Regions from separate parts of the Mus musculus genome. Here region 2 is linked to region 1. The links are chromatin loops, found by intact Hi-C in ENCODE. Cell type or tissue: left cerebral cortex. All regions are shown on one strand. Each heading gives the region's core, and the rest is flanking DNA. Links, peaks and the distances in the headings are about the cores only. Region 1 overlaps 8030442B05Rik (RIKEN cDNA 8030442B05 gene). Region 2 overlaps Gm10851 (a long non-coding RNA gene).

Region 1 (8,334 bases), core at 288-8,287:
TTTAAAAAGTTAAGACCTGCCCCTCACCTGATGCAATAATCTGAAGAACTGCCCTGCACCTCTCCTGGGCAGCACAGTAGAGCTGGCCCTGGTGGCAGTGGCATGGGAGAGCTGGCAGGCTGACCAACTCAGCTTCCATCCCAGACCCAGAGCCAGGGATTTGAGTTGAGCCCAATATCTAACCCATCTATGAACTGCTAGAGCACGAAAAAGGGACAGCCATGCAGATCCAAAGCTGCAGGATCTCCATGACATAGCGAAGCAAAGGGATGTCCCAGAAGAGTCCCGGTGAAGATCCAGTATTGGGAGTGTGGCAAAAGCCAAAGGCCTCAAACCAGACCTGTAACTCATTCTAATGAATGTTTGCAAGTAAAACTATATGGGTAATGTGTCCCTTTGTGGGACACATTGTGACACACCACGGCTTACACAGGGAGATAGGTTTTTTGGTTGGTTGGTTTTTGTCTATTTTACTGGGAGGGGGCATGGGTTACAAGGGCAGAGGGCAGATGTGGAAGGACTGCAAGATGAGTGGCATAGGGGTGAATTAAAAAAATAAATAAATAGTAAAGAAGAGAATAAAATTAAGCTTAATAATACAATTTACCTACCCCAATATATCCAAAATATCACTGGTTCAACATGTAGTTGATATTACAAATGATCAATGAGATATTGTTCTTTACTGTATGTGTACTATAAATAAACCTGTGAACCTAGTGTCTCTCTTATACTTTCAGTTTACCTTAGTAAGGACTGACCATGAATCAAGAGTTTCTTACTTATCAGTGGCTATGAGGGTGCAAATCTCAGAGCCTGTAAACAGTTCCTGCCTACTCTGTCCACTGCTGTCACCCCACTCTTTCTCCACTATACTACACAAAGAAGCTCAGCAGGTGTGTGGCAGATGGTTAAATGATTAAACAATGGTGGGTGGATGGGTGGAAAGACAGGTTGTTGGTTGGATTAGTGGCTAGTTGGATGTACAGGTGATGGGTAGATAGATGAATGATGGGCAGATGGATGAGTGGATGGATGGATGGATGGATGGATGGATGGGTGATTGGTAGATAGATGAATCAATGGGTAGATGGTTATGTGGATGGATGGATGAATAGAATAATGGATGATTGGATGGGTGAATGACTGGTTGAAAGGATAATGAATGGATGGATGCCTAAAGGGATTGATGGATGGGTAACAGGTGAATGGGTGGATAGATAAATGAATGGATTTCCAAACACAAAGTTAACATTAAACTTTTAAATTCTGATGATGCTTGTGAAACTGGTCTGGGAGGATCATCTACAGTGATCTACCCAGTGAACAGGCAGTTATGCCATTATATGTTGCTATGTCAACTAACAGGAAGGTCAAAGGCTTCAGTGCCAATAGTAAAACAGTTTATTAAAAGCATATTCTGTATTGGTGTTGGCATTCTTTCCCCCAGGATGTTCCACAGATGAAGACGTCATAGGAGCTGAGGCAGATCACGAGAAGGTAGTCAGTTGTGCTATTTGAACCACCTAGAACCTAGATTCTTGTCATCTCTGCCTCTCTATCATTTGACACTGATAGGCCCACCTTCCCTCCCTCTGAATCTATTTCTCAGTTTGCAGCATTTTCTTCAAAAGAAGACTTAGGAGAAAGCTCCATCTGAACAACAGAAACGAGCAGGTTGTAGGAGCAGCTCTGGGCTCTAGAAGCCTCTTAGGAACCACACTCACTGGAACTATATAAAGTTTTCTCTGCCATTGAACTCAGTACAGTCCCACAATGCCTTCCCTCTCCTCAAATGAGCTTCGTGGGCTCTACATCTTTGAGCTGCGGAGTGGGAGTTCCTTAAAGGCATTGTGATTGAGATTGTTCCTTTCCTGAAGCACAGTAGTGGCCAGAGCAGCCACTGAGCTCTGACTGGGGACTGGGCAAGAGAGCTGCTATGGATCCCACCACTGAACCACAGTGCAGATGGGTGGCGGTGGAATGGGACCAAGTAACAGAGGGAACACAGGTATAATTTGGCCAAAGATGCCTTGTTTGTTTGTTTGTTTGTTGTTTATTTGTTGTTTAGACAGGGTCTCACTAGGTAGCCTCAGTTAGAGCTCATGATATGCTTGCTTCCACCTCTGAAATACTGGGTACCCATACATTGCAGATGTGTGCAGGGTGTGAAGATCACACCCAGTCAATATGGCCATCTCCAGTAAAGTGGCCTCACTTGCATATATTTAAATAATTTTGGGGGGGGCAGGGGTGTTTTTGTTTTGGGGGTAGTCATTTGGTTGGTTGGTTGGTTGGGATTTTTTTTTTAAACATATGTTCAGTACACTGAATAAAATTGCACTTGTAGTAATAAATATCTCTTTTCCTGGTCTTAAAATAAAATAAAGCCCACTCAAATGCCAATTGAGTTCTTCTTACTCTTGTCTTAACTCAACCTCCAGTGCCAGATATAATCACTTTCAAAATCAGCTCACACTGAAGTTCCCTCAGCCCAACACTCCCATACCCAGACACCCTATATTCCATTTAGAGGCAATGTATTCTCAGGCCATGTGCCTAGTAATGTTACAAATGTGTTTGCTGTCTCCATAGGACCAGTGTATGTCTGAGGCAGGTGATTCCAAGCCTCGGCACTGAAGTTACACGCTCCTGGGGAAATGCTCTAGATTGGATGTGGAATGCCAGCAAAGGCCCATGTGTTAAAGATTACTCCCTAGCTTATGATACTGCTGTCAGGAGGTATATACCATGGGAGATAGAGTCTTCTCTACCACAAATACCACAGAACCTGCTGAGAGGTTTTAGGTCATTGAGAGAGCACCTTCAAGGGTTTGCAGAACTCTCTCCCTTTTGCTTTTAGCCATGAGGTAGATGAAGGCTTCCTCCACCAGACACTCTCACCATGATGTAGTACTTTCTCCACAGCTCCAAGAACAATAGAGCCAACCAACTGTGGGCTGAAACCTTCCAAACTGTAATCTAAAATAAAGCTTTTTCTCTTCATAAGTTGACCATCTCCAGGACTTGTTATATCAGGGGAAGGCTGAGTAATATGGGGCACGCTAACAAAACTTCATTATACTTCTTTTCTTGGAATACTTCGGCCTTCATAGATCAGGTCCTGAGATGTAGGGCTCATTGTGCTTCCTCGTATGAAGCTGATTGAGGATTTGGATTAAGCAGAGGATTTGGATTAATTAAGAGGATTTAAATTAAGCATCATTTGTGTGATGGGTAATCTGGAAAAACTAGCTTGTGGTGCCTTCTTGGGCAATAGCTATTTGTTATATCAAGAACAGCAGCCAAACTCCAAGAGTTTTCTGTAACCTCCATAAAATGAGAGCCTTGGGCTGGATCCCTGTAGTGCCTATGGCCTGCAATTAGACTATGACTAGATGGAAGAAAGCTTTCTACTGTTGTTATTACTCCATCTTTCAAAAATCTAGAGCTTGTGGCATTCAAAACTTAGACCCTTAGGAGGGCATAGGAATCATGGTAAGACTTAGGTTCTCATTCGAAAACGATGATATCCCAAGGAATGCTAAGTGTTTGTGTGTGTGTGTGTGTGTGTGTGAGAGAGAGAGAGAGAGAGAGAGAGAGAGAGAGAGAGAGAGAGAGAGAGAGAGAGAGAATATCATTCTTTTTTGTTGACAAGCGAGTAGACCACAGACATCTTGGTCATCACAACCATAACAAGCTTCTAGTTTCCTGTAATTCAATGACTCATGAGGTCCTGTGATAAGCAGCTTGAGCACCTACCTGTCTGATCCCCTTCCATCCCCACCTCCCCACCTCCCCACCTCCCCACCTCCTACCCCCCCACCCCCCACCCCCCACCTCCCCACCTCCCCACCTCCCCACCCTCCCCCACCTCCCCACTTCCCCATCTCCCCACCCCCCCACCTCCCCACTTCCCCACCTCCCCACCAGCACCTCCCTCTGGGAATCAGGCTGTCTGTAAACAGTCTGAGCAGCACCTCTTGGAACCCTTCAAGAGGAATCCACTGCTGACCCCATCCCCCAACATCATGTGCTATGTCTAGACAGTATTGTGTTTATCCATTTCTCCATAGAATGATTCCATGTCTTGGCTTTTGTGAATAGCTCTGTGTTCTGGCTTTTTGTTCTTTTTGTTTCTGTTTTTGTTTTTTGTTTTGTCACTTGGACACAAGGTAGAATCATCTGGGAACAGGGAGCCTCAGTTGAGAAAACACCTCCATGTAATTAGCTTAGCATACTAGAGCATAGTTCTTGGGGTGAGTTTTCTGTTTCAGATGCTCCTGGGTTGTACAAAGATTTAACCTGAGCAAGATGGGACAAACAAGCCATGCCTCGTCCATGGCCTCTGCTTCAGATCTGGCCTCCAGGTTCCTGCTTGAGTTTATGCCTTGGCTTCCCTTCACTATGGTCTATAAGCTGTAAGATGAAATGAGCCCTTTCCGTCCCAAGTTGCTTTTGGTCATGTATTGATCACAGTGACAGAGAAGCAAACTGGGACCTACTACAATAAATTGGGGAACAGGCACCCTTTTTGACATGCTGATTTCACTCCTTGTTGTGGAAGTTCTATTTCTGGCTGGTTTATTTCTATGCATGGATCTTGTCATTTGTCCTAACATGGTGGATATTTAGAGCATTATTAGCTGGCTAGGTTTTATGTCAGTTTGACGCAAGCTAAACTCGTCTAAGAGGAGGGAACCAATTGACAAAAAGCGTCAATAAGACTGGGCTGTAGGCAAGCCTGTAGGGCACTTTTTAAATTAGAACTCAAATAGGTCATTAGATTCCAGAACCACGTGGGAGGGTTTGATGCGCACATGGACAGAAAGGTCACCCCCAACTCCTTGGAGCAGGAGCTGCCGGGGAGATGTGTGAACCATTGCATCCTCCTGAAGCCGATCTGGGACATACAGTGTAGGAGGCTGGGTGACTACAATGATATTTACTTCCATGTAAAGTTATGCCCATATTAGCAAATCCTAAATATAGTGTTAGCTGTGAATGACTCAGCCAAACTTGAATAAAAGAGACACCAACCGTGAATGGCACTTACTTACTATCTCCTAGCTGGAAACCATGAATGGATTTCTCCCTACTCTCTGAAGATATTTAAAAATAAAAGAACACTCATGAGATGTCTCAATAGCTGACTGAAATCATAAAATACCTGTAATAAACTGTGAGGAACATGGCAAGAACTGGGATCTCATCAGAAAATGCCAAATTCTCAATAATGCATAGGTGTGTATGCATGTGTGAGTATGAGCATGTGTGTGTTCGTATGTGTGCGTTAATCATAGAAAGTCAGTATAGAGAAGGTTCAGAGGTTAAGAAAATATACTATTCTTGAAGATGACCCAGGATGGGTTGCTGGCATCCATAAAATTGTTCAGAGTTGTCTGTAACTCCAGCTCTGGGGGATCTGGCCTCCAGAGGCCCCCTCACATGCACCTGCACACACACACACACACCCAAATAAAAAGTAAAAGAAAATACCTTAGGTGTTCTTTTCTTTTATCAGACTATAGTATATTTATTCTGTTAAAGGCCTCTTAAGACATTTGGGACAATGGTAATGCACCTACTGCATATGCATGAGGACCTCAGTTTGTGTCCCCAGAACTCACGTGAAGAAGCCAGGCATGGTGACACCCTCTATAACTGGAGCACACAGCAAGCAGAGACAAGAGGGTCTCTGGAGTTTGCTGGGCAGCCAATCTAGACAAATTAATGAGTGCAAAGATCAGAGAGAAATGATGTCTCAAGAGAATACAAAATAAAGGAGAAAGAGATTGAAGATACCCAACACTAGCCTTCAGTCTTCACAAGCAGGCCCCATATACACTTGTACCAGCATGCACACATATATGTGCACAGACATACACACATTTTCAAAAGAGTCACCAGATAGCTTAAATGTAGGCATAATTTTAGCACTTCCTTTTGTTTTGTTTAATACTGGGGCCAGAGATTGGACAGACATCAAAATGGCTCCATATATGAAGAATGGTAATTGAAACGGAGAGTAATATTTAATATGGCAGAAGTGTCACTGGCAAGACTAGTTTGGCTGTCAAACGCCATCTTTCCCACATGGGTGTGATGGCATAAAAACAGATGGACAGGTCCAAACATTTGGAAAGGCTTGGAGAAGCACTCAACATTGGCTTCAAGGGGAGCAAGAACAAAGTTGGAAAACTCACTACTGCTCCCAGGTTCCTCGCCTTGCATCTTCTTCCCCCACAGCAAATGTGTGAAGTCCTGAAGGATGAATGGACTTGCATGGCTTTTCTGAGATGCATCTTAATTCAAACGCTTTTGCCTCAGTGAGTCAGAGGCAGGGCAGCCTCCAGCTGCACACCAGCGAGTACTTTTCCATGCCTTGCCCTGAATTATATAATGTGGCACATTTTTAGAAACCAGTTTGAGTTGCAGAGACTCCTGGGCTGAAATGTCAGTTTTCCAGTTCTTACACTCTCAAATTTTCAAAAGATGAGATTCCAGTGTGGTGATACTATGAATGGGAATGAAAGAACAATTTATTCTAGGTAAAGGAATAGTTCCAAGTGATTGTCTTGAACTATCTCCTTACTCCTGTGTTTATATTGGGGAGGGTAAAACAGCCCGAGCATGCCTGAGTTTTACTTTGTTGTCTCCGGGAGAGTTCCTCTGCTGGGATACTTTAAGTGGAGTGTCATAGATAAGGGTACCTGTTGGTTCACACTCACATTCAAGAGACTCTTGTTTTTTCTTACTGTTGTCATAAAATGCCTAACAAGAGCAATGGAAGGAAGGAAGGAAGGAAGGAAGGGAAGGAAGGAAGGAAGGGAGGGAGGGAGGGTGTGGTGTTGTTTGTGTTCACACTTTGAAGACATGGTCCTGAAGAATAAAAATTACTGAACTAAAAGAAGCAGAGAAAGTCTATCATAAGAGGGAAACAGAAGAAGAGAGGCAGGAGAGAGAGAAGAAAGAAATAGAGGAGAGGGAAAATAGACGGGATCGCCGTCAGGAGAGAAATTTGAGTAAAATTTTGGCTGCAGTTGTAAATGATAGACAGTCAGGAAAAGGTAAAATAGGGCTCCTGGGCAACAGGGCAGTGAAATCGCCAGGTGGCAGAAAGATACCACTGGAAAAAGACCAATGCGCCTATTGCAAAGAGAAAGGACACTGGGCTAGAGATTGCCCTAAAAACGGGAGCGATCCAAGGTCCTGACCCTAGAAGATGATTAGGGAAGTCGGGGCTCAGACCCCCTCCCTGAGCCTAGGGTAACTTTGTCCGTGGAGGGGACTCCCGTCAACTTCCTGATAGACACCGGAGCAGAGCATTCAGTACTCACTAGCCCCCTAGGCAAGCTAGGCTCTAAAAAGACCATGGTGATTGGAGCCACTGGTAGTAAATTTTACCCCTGGACGACCGAACGAGCCCTACAGATAAACAAGAACATAGTGACCCATTCCTTCCTGGTGATACCTGAGTGTCCTGCTCCCCTCTTGGGGCGCGATCTGCTAACCAAACTAAAGGCTCAAGTCCAATTTACTTCAGAAGGCCCACAAGTAAGCTGGGGAAAAGCCCCCGTTGCCTGCCTTGTCCTCAACACAGAGGAAGAGTATCGGTTGCATGAAGAGCAACCCAAAAATGCAGTCTCTTCAGGCTGGCTAACTGCGTTCCCCAATGTCTGGGCAGAACAAGCAGGAATGGGGTTGGCTAAACAAGTGCCTCCGGTTGTGGTAGAACTTAAAGCTGATGCCACCCCCATCTCGGTAAGACAATACCCTATGAGCAAGGAAGCTAGGGAGGGCATCCGGCCTCATATCCAGAGGTTGTTAGACCAAGGAGTTTTAGTAGCCTGTCAGTCCCCTTGGAATACACCACTTCTGCCGGTTCGAAAACCAGGGACTAATGACTATCGCCCGGTGCAAGACCTCCGGGAAGTTAACAAAAGGGTCCTGGACATTCACCCCACAGTCCCGAACCCGTACAATTTATTAAGCTCTCTCCCACCCGAGAGAACATGGTATACAGTCCTGGACTTAAAAGATGCCTTCTTTTGCCTGTGCTTGCACCCTAAGAGTCAGCTCCTGTTTGCCTTTGAATGGAGGGACCCAGAGGGCGGACAGACTGGTCAACTAACCTGGACTAGGCTACCACAGGGGTTCAAAAATTCCCCCACCCTGTTTGACGAGGCCCTCCATCGGGATCTCGCGCCTTTTCACGCTCGAAACCCTCAGCTTACCCTACTACAGTATGTGGATGATCTCTTGGTCTCGGCGGCCTCGAAGGAGCTGTGCCACCAGGGAACTGAGAAGCTCCTCGCAGAACTGAGTGACTTG
Region 2 (8,334 bases), core at 94-8,093, 180 kb after region 1:
AAAAAAAAAAAAAAAGAACAGCTTGTATTTCTCTCCTCTCTAGATACTCGTTTATATTATGCCTAGAAACAAAAGAGATGCAGCTGGTGTGTGCACAGAGCACACAGAGATGCTGAGCCAAGGTTATCCTCAAATTCCTAACCCCCCTGCTTCCACTTCCCACCGTCAGGATTGCAGGAAGACACCACCAGGCCCTGTCTCATTTCTATTTGTTTCTTTGTTGCTGTTTGCTTTTATCCTTGATTTGTTTGTTGTTTTCTTGTTTATTTTGGAACGAACTGAGACAGAATGTCACTTTGTTGCAGACTGACCTTGAACTCACAGCAGGTTTCCTGCCTGAGTCCCAAGTGTGGATCACACGCCTGAGCCACCACATCCAGCTTCAGGCTTCTGCTCTTGTCCAAGTCAGCAGGGCATCCAACATCCTAGGTTAAAAAACAAGCCCAACAAGGCCAGGGCCTTAGCTGGCAAGTCCAGGACAGCTCTAGGCCAATGGACCCGGGAGAGGATCCCAGGCTTATCCAGCAGAACCTGAGCTGGATGCCGGTGGCCCCTGCCTGTGTGGTATGATGTCCTCAGCCAGGTGCACCCAACATTGTGAGGCAGAGGGAAATGGACTTGTTTATTGTTTACTGACCAATGACATTTCTAAGAACTCTGAGGCTGGATTAAGAAACAAGTTAAAGGGAGATGGGCTGGCTGGCGGGCCGGTCAGCGAAGTGTCAGTTTCTTCTTGTAAACAGGCCTAGGTCAGTAAAAGGATCTGACTGAGATGTGTTAGACCAGCATGAACCACACGAACGTTTCAGGTTTCGAATGAGCATATGAAGATAACAGAGGTCACTAGAAATACGGGAGCTTCAGAGAAAGGTCAACCTGGTCACATCTGAGGCTAACTTTTTCTGTAACTTCCTTTATGTCACCAAATCTTAGCTTATAAATTTCCTTTTTAAAGTATCTGTGTTTGGCTGTCTCCACACTGATTTTCTTTCTTTCTTTCTTTCTTTCTTTCTTTCTTTCTTTCTTTCTTTCTTTCTTTCTTTCTCTCTCTCTCTCTCTCTCTCTCTCTCTCTCTCTCTCTCTCTCTTTCTTTCTTTCTTTCTCTTTAAAAAAAAAAGCCTCACTTTGAAGCCCAGGCTGGAGTTGAACTCACAATCATTCCAGCTCAGGCTCCCAGACCTTAAATGCCTAACCTAGGCCCAGGGAGACAGGAAGAGAAGGAGGGGATAGGGCTGAAAATGGTCTTAGGAAGCTTGGACTTCGGGAACTCCGAAGTTTCAAAAGCCTATGCCAAGCCCAGTGCCTGTCTGTCTGTCTGTCTGTCTGTCTGCTTGTGGATCAGGATACTCCGGTACTGCTCCAGCTCCCCATGTACTGCCACGCTCCCTGCCATGAGGATAATGAGTTAAACTTCTGAAACTGTAAGCAAGTCCCCAGTTAAATGCTTTTTAAAAAAAATAAATAAAGGGGGAACAAATACTCACAGGAGGAAATATGGAGTGTGGAGCAGAGACTGAAGGAAAGGCCATCCAGAGACTGCCCCACCTGGGGAATCCATCCCATATACAGACACCAAACCCAGACACTATTGTGGATGCTGGGAAGTACTTGCTGACAGGAGCCTAATATGGCTGTCTCCTGAGAGGCTCTGCCAGAGCCTGACAAATACAGAGGGGGATGCTTGCAGCCAACCATTGGACTTTGTATGGGGGTCCCTGACGGAGGAGTTAAAGAAGGAACTGAAGGAGCTGAGGGGGTTTGCAGCCCCGTAGGGGGAGCAACAGTGTCAACCAGCCAGACCCCCCCCCCCACTGGAGCTCCCTGGGACTGGACCACCAACCAAAGAATATACATGGAAGGACCCTTGGTTCCAGCCACATATGTGGCAGAAGATGGATGGCCTTGTTGGACATCAGTGGGAGGAGAGGCCCTTGGGCCTGAGGGTGTTTGATGCCCCAGTGTAGAATGGCAGGAAGAAAAGATGGGAGTGGGTGAGTAGGGGAGCACCCTCATAGAGGCAGGGGAATGGGGGATGGAATAGGGAGGTTCTGAAGGGGACACATGGAAAGGGAAAAACATTTGAAATGCAAATAAAGAAAATATTCAATAAAAAAAAATAGCAAAAAGTAAAATAAAATAAAGAGTTGCCGCCGAGTGGTGGTGGTGCACGCCTTTGATCCCAGCACTTGGGAGGCAGAGGCAGGCGGATTTCTGAGTTCAAGGCCAGCCTGGTCTACAGAGTGAGTTCCAGGACAGCCAGGGCTATACAGAGAAACCCTGTCTCGAAAAACCAAAGCCTTGGTCATGGTGTCTCTTCACAGCAGTAGAACAGTGACTAAGACCCTAACCTTAAACATTGATCCTCCTGCCTCTACTTTCCAAGTGCTGAGGTCATAGACATGTTTATTCAATGCTGGGTATGGAACTCACAGCTAACTAGACAGATACAAAGTGAGTTATCTCTCTCCCAGCCCCCACCTCAGCTTTTTTGGATGAATGAGTGTTTTCATTCTGTTCCCCACAGGTTACAAGGAGACTTTAAAAGAGTTGCTAATGGTTTGATGTCTGAACAGGTGACCCATGGTGTATGCTCCCATTCAGTGTGCTGGAAATTGGGTTTCTCAGGACTTGACCACAAAGGAACCCATTCCCACTGACTCCTGGGTGTCTTGAGGGAACTGAGAAACCTGTTGGCAGAGGCTCTGTCAGGTCTGCTGGTGACAGGGCATGGCACTGGGACATCCAGATGTTTCACTAGGGAAACACCTGGATGATGTAAACACAGAAGGGGAGAGTCACATCACCCACATCCAGGATGAGCTAACCTGGGAGACCTCGGGATGCAAGGGATAAAAGAGAGGCACTGAAGGTGCTTGGCTTTCTCAGACCTGCAGCTTCCAGTAGAAGCCACACTGAGATAAGACGCTTTATCAGTAAATCCCTTGGAACTTCACAAGTTTCTCTTTATCTCGAAGGGTCATCTGGGATGTCAGAGTGCTTCTCCAGGCCAGAAAGAGAGGAGAGGAGAAAGGCCTGAGGCCCTGTGGTAGGTCAGGGCAGGTCTTCTCAAGGATAACTCCAACTACACCCAGCCCCGCCTCCCTCCCATACACAGTTTGTTTTCTTTTTTCTTTCTTTCTCTTCCTTCCTTCCTTCCTTCCTTCCTTCCTTCCTTCCTTCCTTCCTTCCTTTCTTTCTTTCTTCCTTTCTTTCTTTCTTTCTTTTTTATGAGAGAACAGTATCTCATGTAGCCAGGCTGGCCTCAAACTCACGTTATAGACAACGCTGACCCTGAGCTTCTGGTCGTATCACCTCCACATCCTGACTCTTAGATACAGTCCCCGGTTGCTTTGCTCACTTTACTGCTGGAAATAGAACCCAAAGCTTCGTGCTTGTTTTTTAAAGACTCTACCAACGGAGCTATATCCCCAGCCCTGGTTTTGTTGGAGTTTTTGTTTTTTATTTGTTCATGATACGGGGTCTCACTCTGTAGTTCTGACTAGCCTGGAACTTGCTAGAGACCAGGCTAGCCTCACATCTGCCTCTGCCTCCCAAACACTGGCAATAAAGTCATACCCAAATTGGCTTTGAGTAAGATGTAAAACCAAGCCTGTTCTTGAGTTTCTCCTGTCTCTGCCTCTTGCATGATGAGATTACAGGTCTGGGAGTTAACAGTTGCCTCTGATATTGAAACATTGAGCTCTTAAAGCAGAGAGGGAAACAAATTAAAAACTCTTGAAAACTGACCTGATTCACTAGGGCCCACCATGCCAGAGAAAGCAGAGCCGAGCTACAAAGGAGACTCCCAGACCAGACTTACTGCCTGGAAGAATCAGAAGCCAGCCCAGACACCTGGAGATTTAGAGCAACCGTGGCACCTGGAAAGGACACCCTCTGATCTGTTGAGCTGCCTGTGCAGTGTGCTCCAGGTCTATCAGTCTTTGTGAGCTGGGGTGGGCTCTGTTGATGCAGCTGTCTTTGAGTAACTTCTGCTCCTGTAAGCAACCCCTCACCAACGCTTCTGTAAGTAACCATGATAGAACTCTTGGTTCACCAGGGTGGACTATGGTGGCATCCATACTTTGGTCTGTCATGGGTTTCCTTTCTGGGGTGAGTTGATGACTGTGTTTTATCTCTCCAGGAAAAGTTTTGTCACACAACACTATCAGCTGTTAGATAACACTTAAGGATTCAGCGTCTCACTATCATTGCAAAGGTGTAACAAAGAACCCTTGCTTCCTGGATTCAAAGAAACAACGGTTGTAGATTCACAGAACGTTGGTGCCTTAGGAATTAGTGGGCATCCTACTTTCTTCTCAAGCCTTGATGTTGATCCTGCAGGAGGGAGGGAGAGCAAGGCCCAGAACTGCTTCTACTCCAAGCACAGCCCATGCCTACCTCCTTCCTCAACCTGAAGCAAAGTTTGATTCTTTTGGCTGCATCAGCCCCTTCCCCTCTGCTGAAGTGGGCCACAGAAGCCATCTGGACCATGATGCAAGCCAAGGTTGGGAAATTTACCACACTTCCTTGATGGGAACAGTCCCAGCAAATGTGCCGATGACTTCACTGAGTGAGCAAGCAGGGACTTCCTTGCGATCTCAAATCCAGGACCTCGGTGTTCCAGCAGACGGCACAGCATCTGTCCCTGACACCTAGTGGTTTTCGGGTTTCCCTCAGTGACTCAGACACTGCCACAGAGGCAAAGGTGCCCAGCTCACGCTTTCTGAGTCATCCTTCCAACTACAGAACTCTGGGCTCCAGCCAGATCCATAGCATAACAATTTGCCACTGAAATAGTTGACAATTTCCACGCATTCCAGCTCAGGAAGTGCTGGCTTGCTCTCTGCTATCCCATCCCTGCTTTGAATAGGAGGAGCTAATCTTGGCTAATAACAAATTACTACCTCCACTAAGATGCTTACTATTATGAATGCGTGTGGTACTGCATGTGTGTACATGACAAACCCACGTATGAAAAAGAACAGACTTAGAAAGATGAGTTAAGGATAAGGCTGGCACATTCCCCTAATATCAAAACTCAGAGGATGTGGCAAATGAACTGTGAGTTCTAGGACAGCCTAGGATACACACATAATTACAAGACCTCCAGGGCTACATAGAGACCCTGTCTCAAACAAAACAAAACAAAAGACAAAAAAAACCACAAAACCAACCAACCAAACAGCAGGCGTATGCCAAGGCTGGCAGATCCCGGAGTTAGAAGCCTGGTCTACAGAGCAAGTTCCAGCATAGCCAGGGCTACACAGAGAAACCCTGTTTCAAGAAAGCCTGGCTCCGGGCTGGAGAGATGGCTCAGCGGTTAAGAGCACTGACTGCTCTTCTAATCCCTGCAACTACATGGTGGCTCACAACCATCCTTAAAGAGATCTGACGCCCTCTTCTGGTGTGTCAGAAGACAGCTACAGTGTACTTACATATAACAATAAACAAATCTTTAAAAAGGAAATAAAGAAAGAAAGAAAGAAAGAAAGAAAGGAAGGAAGGAAGGAAGGAAGGAAGGAAGGAAGGAAGAAAGAAAGAAAGAAAGAAAGAAAGAAAGAAAGAAAGAAAGAAAGAAAGAAAGAAAGAGAGAAAGAAAGAAAGAAAGAGAGAGAGAAAGAGAAAGAGAGAAAGAAAGAGAAGCTCTGTCTCAAAAAGAACAATAAAAGGTCTTGTGACAACTTTCATGTCACTACAGTTCTGGGGAACTGATGCCCTCTTCTGGCCTCTAAAGACACCATAAAGATACCTAGGCACAGACACACACTACTACTACTACTACTACTACTACTACTACTACTACTACTACTATTATTATTATTATTATTATTATTATTGACAGGGTCTCTCTATATAGCCCTGGATGTCCTAGAACTCAAATATAAACCAAGCTGACCTTATACTGAAGAGATCTGCCTTCCTCTGCATCCTGACAGCAGGTATCAAAGGGATGTGCCACAATGCTCAGCTAACAGTTTTTAAAAATACAGGGCTGGAGAGACGGCTCAGTGGTTAGGAGCCCTTGCTGCTCTTCCAGAGGACCTGGGTTCATTTCCCAGCACCCACATGGCAGCTCACAACTGTCTGTGACCCTAGTTCCAGGGTCGCAGGATACTCTCACACAGAATACATGCAATCAAAACACCAATGCATATAAAATAAAAATAAGCAAATAATTAACAATATGCTAAGGCAGGAGCATTGATACAAGTTTAAAGACAACCAAGTAAACAGTGAGTTCCAGTCTAGCCTGAGCTACATGAGACATGTCTCAAAGAAACATCCACCCTTCAAACAAAAACTAGAGGAACAGAAGGGAAAGCACTTGGACCGTAGCTAGCTAAAGCTACTTTCAATAGACCACCCAGCCATCGAATGAACCATGAAGGATAGAATGACAACTGAGCTCAGCCATTTTTAGGGGATGCCACACCCTGTCTTGAGACTAAGTATCTATTTCGAGAGCTCTGGTAAACAAGGCTCTTTTGCTTAGGAGCAAAATCAGATAGCCCAGTGCAAAGGTGCCTTTCTATAATCCTAACATCCGGGATGCTGAGGTGGGAGAAGTCACTGAGAGGGTGAGGCTGCCTGGATTCATAGCTTGGGATACACAGCAAGATCCGGTCTCACACAAAACCACAAACCCTTCCATCTCAACATTCTAGAACTGAAACCTAAAAAAAAAAAAAAAAGACTGGGAAAGCCTTAAAGAAACACACAGGCAAGGGAAAGAAAAACAAGAAGAACAACCTTATATAAGTGTGTATTTGGGAGGCAGGCAAGGACAGTCCCTCTTCTGATCTCTTCTGGTCCCTCCTGGTCAGTTCTTCAGACAGATCTCAGCATCTGGGTTTTTTCTTAAACGTGAATATTGAGAGGTGGCTTTTTTGTTTATTGTTTGAGACACTGCCTCAATTGTATAGCTTTAGCTGGACTGTGTAGACCACACTGGCTTTAAACTCCCAGGGATCCACCTGTATCTGCCTCCCTAGTGCTCGGATTAAAGGTATGTGTCACCACACCTAGCTGTTTGCTTCTAAAACAGGGTGCAGTTCCCATCTGTCTGGTCTCAAACTCCCTAGAGAGTTAAGGATGATCTGAACACCTTGGCCTCTAGAGTCCTGGTATTATAGGCATGTACCACCGCTCCCAGGTCATGTAGCACCAGGGACGTCGGCCGTACCACCACTCCCAGGTCATTGTAGCACCAGGGAACCCATTGTAGCTCCCAGGGTTACCATTGTAGCCAGAACATGCATACAAGTTCTCTAGCAGCTGAGCTACCTCCCCAGCAAGATTCCATGTAATCTGTAAGCCCCTCTGCAGATCCCAATGGTCCCCTCTTCCCTTCAGTGTCACCTATGCCACCCCCCCCCGTTAAAATCAAGTCTCTCAAGCAGAGAAGATCTACTCTTCAGCGATGATGCCAGTCTTTGAGACGCCCACTGAGTCATGGTGGCTTCGTTTTAGCTACCTATAGCCTTCCACTCACTGAGATGCCGCTCTACTGGTTACCATGGATACCCATATTATACTTTTCCAGGCCCAAGAGTAAGAATGCAAAAGGTGTTCTCCCCAAGGGCCATCTAAGGCCAACATGACTTCAGGAACTCTAAAAACAAAAACAAAATACAAAAAAACAGCACTCATTACAGAGAAGCAACCAGGTGTGAATGCTGCCTTGGGTAAATCCTTCTAAGCAAAACACAAACAAAACCCACCAAACAAACAAAACTTTGATATCAAAGTTTCAGGATGGGTTCTTAGTCTGAGCTACATGAGGCCCTGACTCAAAAAGAAAAACACAGAAGGAAATTTTTATCTAAAACATTTAGCACCTCTGAAAGTTCGTGCTTCATTCTGCAGCCCAGGCTGGCCTGGAATTCATAGTTTGTAGCCTAGACTGCCCTTGACTCGTGGCAATCCTCCTGTTTCTGACTCTTGAAATAAGGGATATTAGTACCTACCCTGTAGGATAGTAGGGGCAGGGGCAGGCCTGTTTGTGTATTTGTGTGTGTACATCTTTTAAAGGCAAGATCTCACGTAGCCCAGCCTGGTCTCTAACTTGCTATGAAGCTAAGACTGGCCTTGAATTCCTGATCTCTTGACTACCTGCTAGGATTATACATATATACGATCATACCCAGATATCCCTAGGGTAATACCAAACCAAAACCCAGGGACCACAGAGCTGATGCAGACCAGCATCTCTCTCCTGACTTTTCAGGGAAGTAGACTCTGTGTTATCTTCTAGGTAATAAGTACTCAGGTCAAATTCATCCTTAAGACACAGCTCTGAGCCGGGCAGTGGTGGCGCACGCCTTTAATCCCAGC

Evidence for each region. Peaks named below come from ENCODE experiments on the same cell type or tissue, not always from the same donor. Only the 100,000 strongest peaks of a DNase experiment are listed, where the experiment ranks them.
Region 2: a loop joins it to region 1, with 8 times the contacts of the local background. A loop is called at or near these places in 29 of 42 quality-filtered maps.

What each region holds. Positions count from the first base shown.
Region 1 is chr2:11,341,703-11,350,036 of GRCm38, forward strand. All of the region lies in intron 2 of 8030442B05Rik (RIKEN cDNA 8030442B05 gene), which reads right to left. Gm13293 (predicted gene 13293) reads left to right here. Exons shown (of 4, transcript NR_040369.2): 3 at 741-896; 4 at 1,451-2,404. Among named protein-coding and RNA genes, the nearest start is that of Gm13293, 6.4 kb to the left of the region's middle. In left cerebral cortex, for the core only: no CTCF peak of the experiment used is centred there; DNase peaks (open chromatin) are centred at 4,929 and 6,318; H3K27ac peaks cover 591 bases.
Region 2 is chr2:11,525,703-11,534,036 of GRCm38, forward strand. It overlaps Gm10851 (a long non-coding RNA gene), which reads left to right. Exons shown (of 3, transcript XR_865972.3): 2 at 3,760-4,023; 3 at 4,142-4,271. It also overlaps a transcript of Pfkfb3 not described here. Among named protein-coding and RNA genes, the nearest start is that of Gm10851, 8.2 kb to the left of the region's middle. In left cerebral cortex, for the core only: no CTCF peak of the experiment used is centred there; a DNase peak (open chromatin) is centred at 4,652.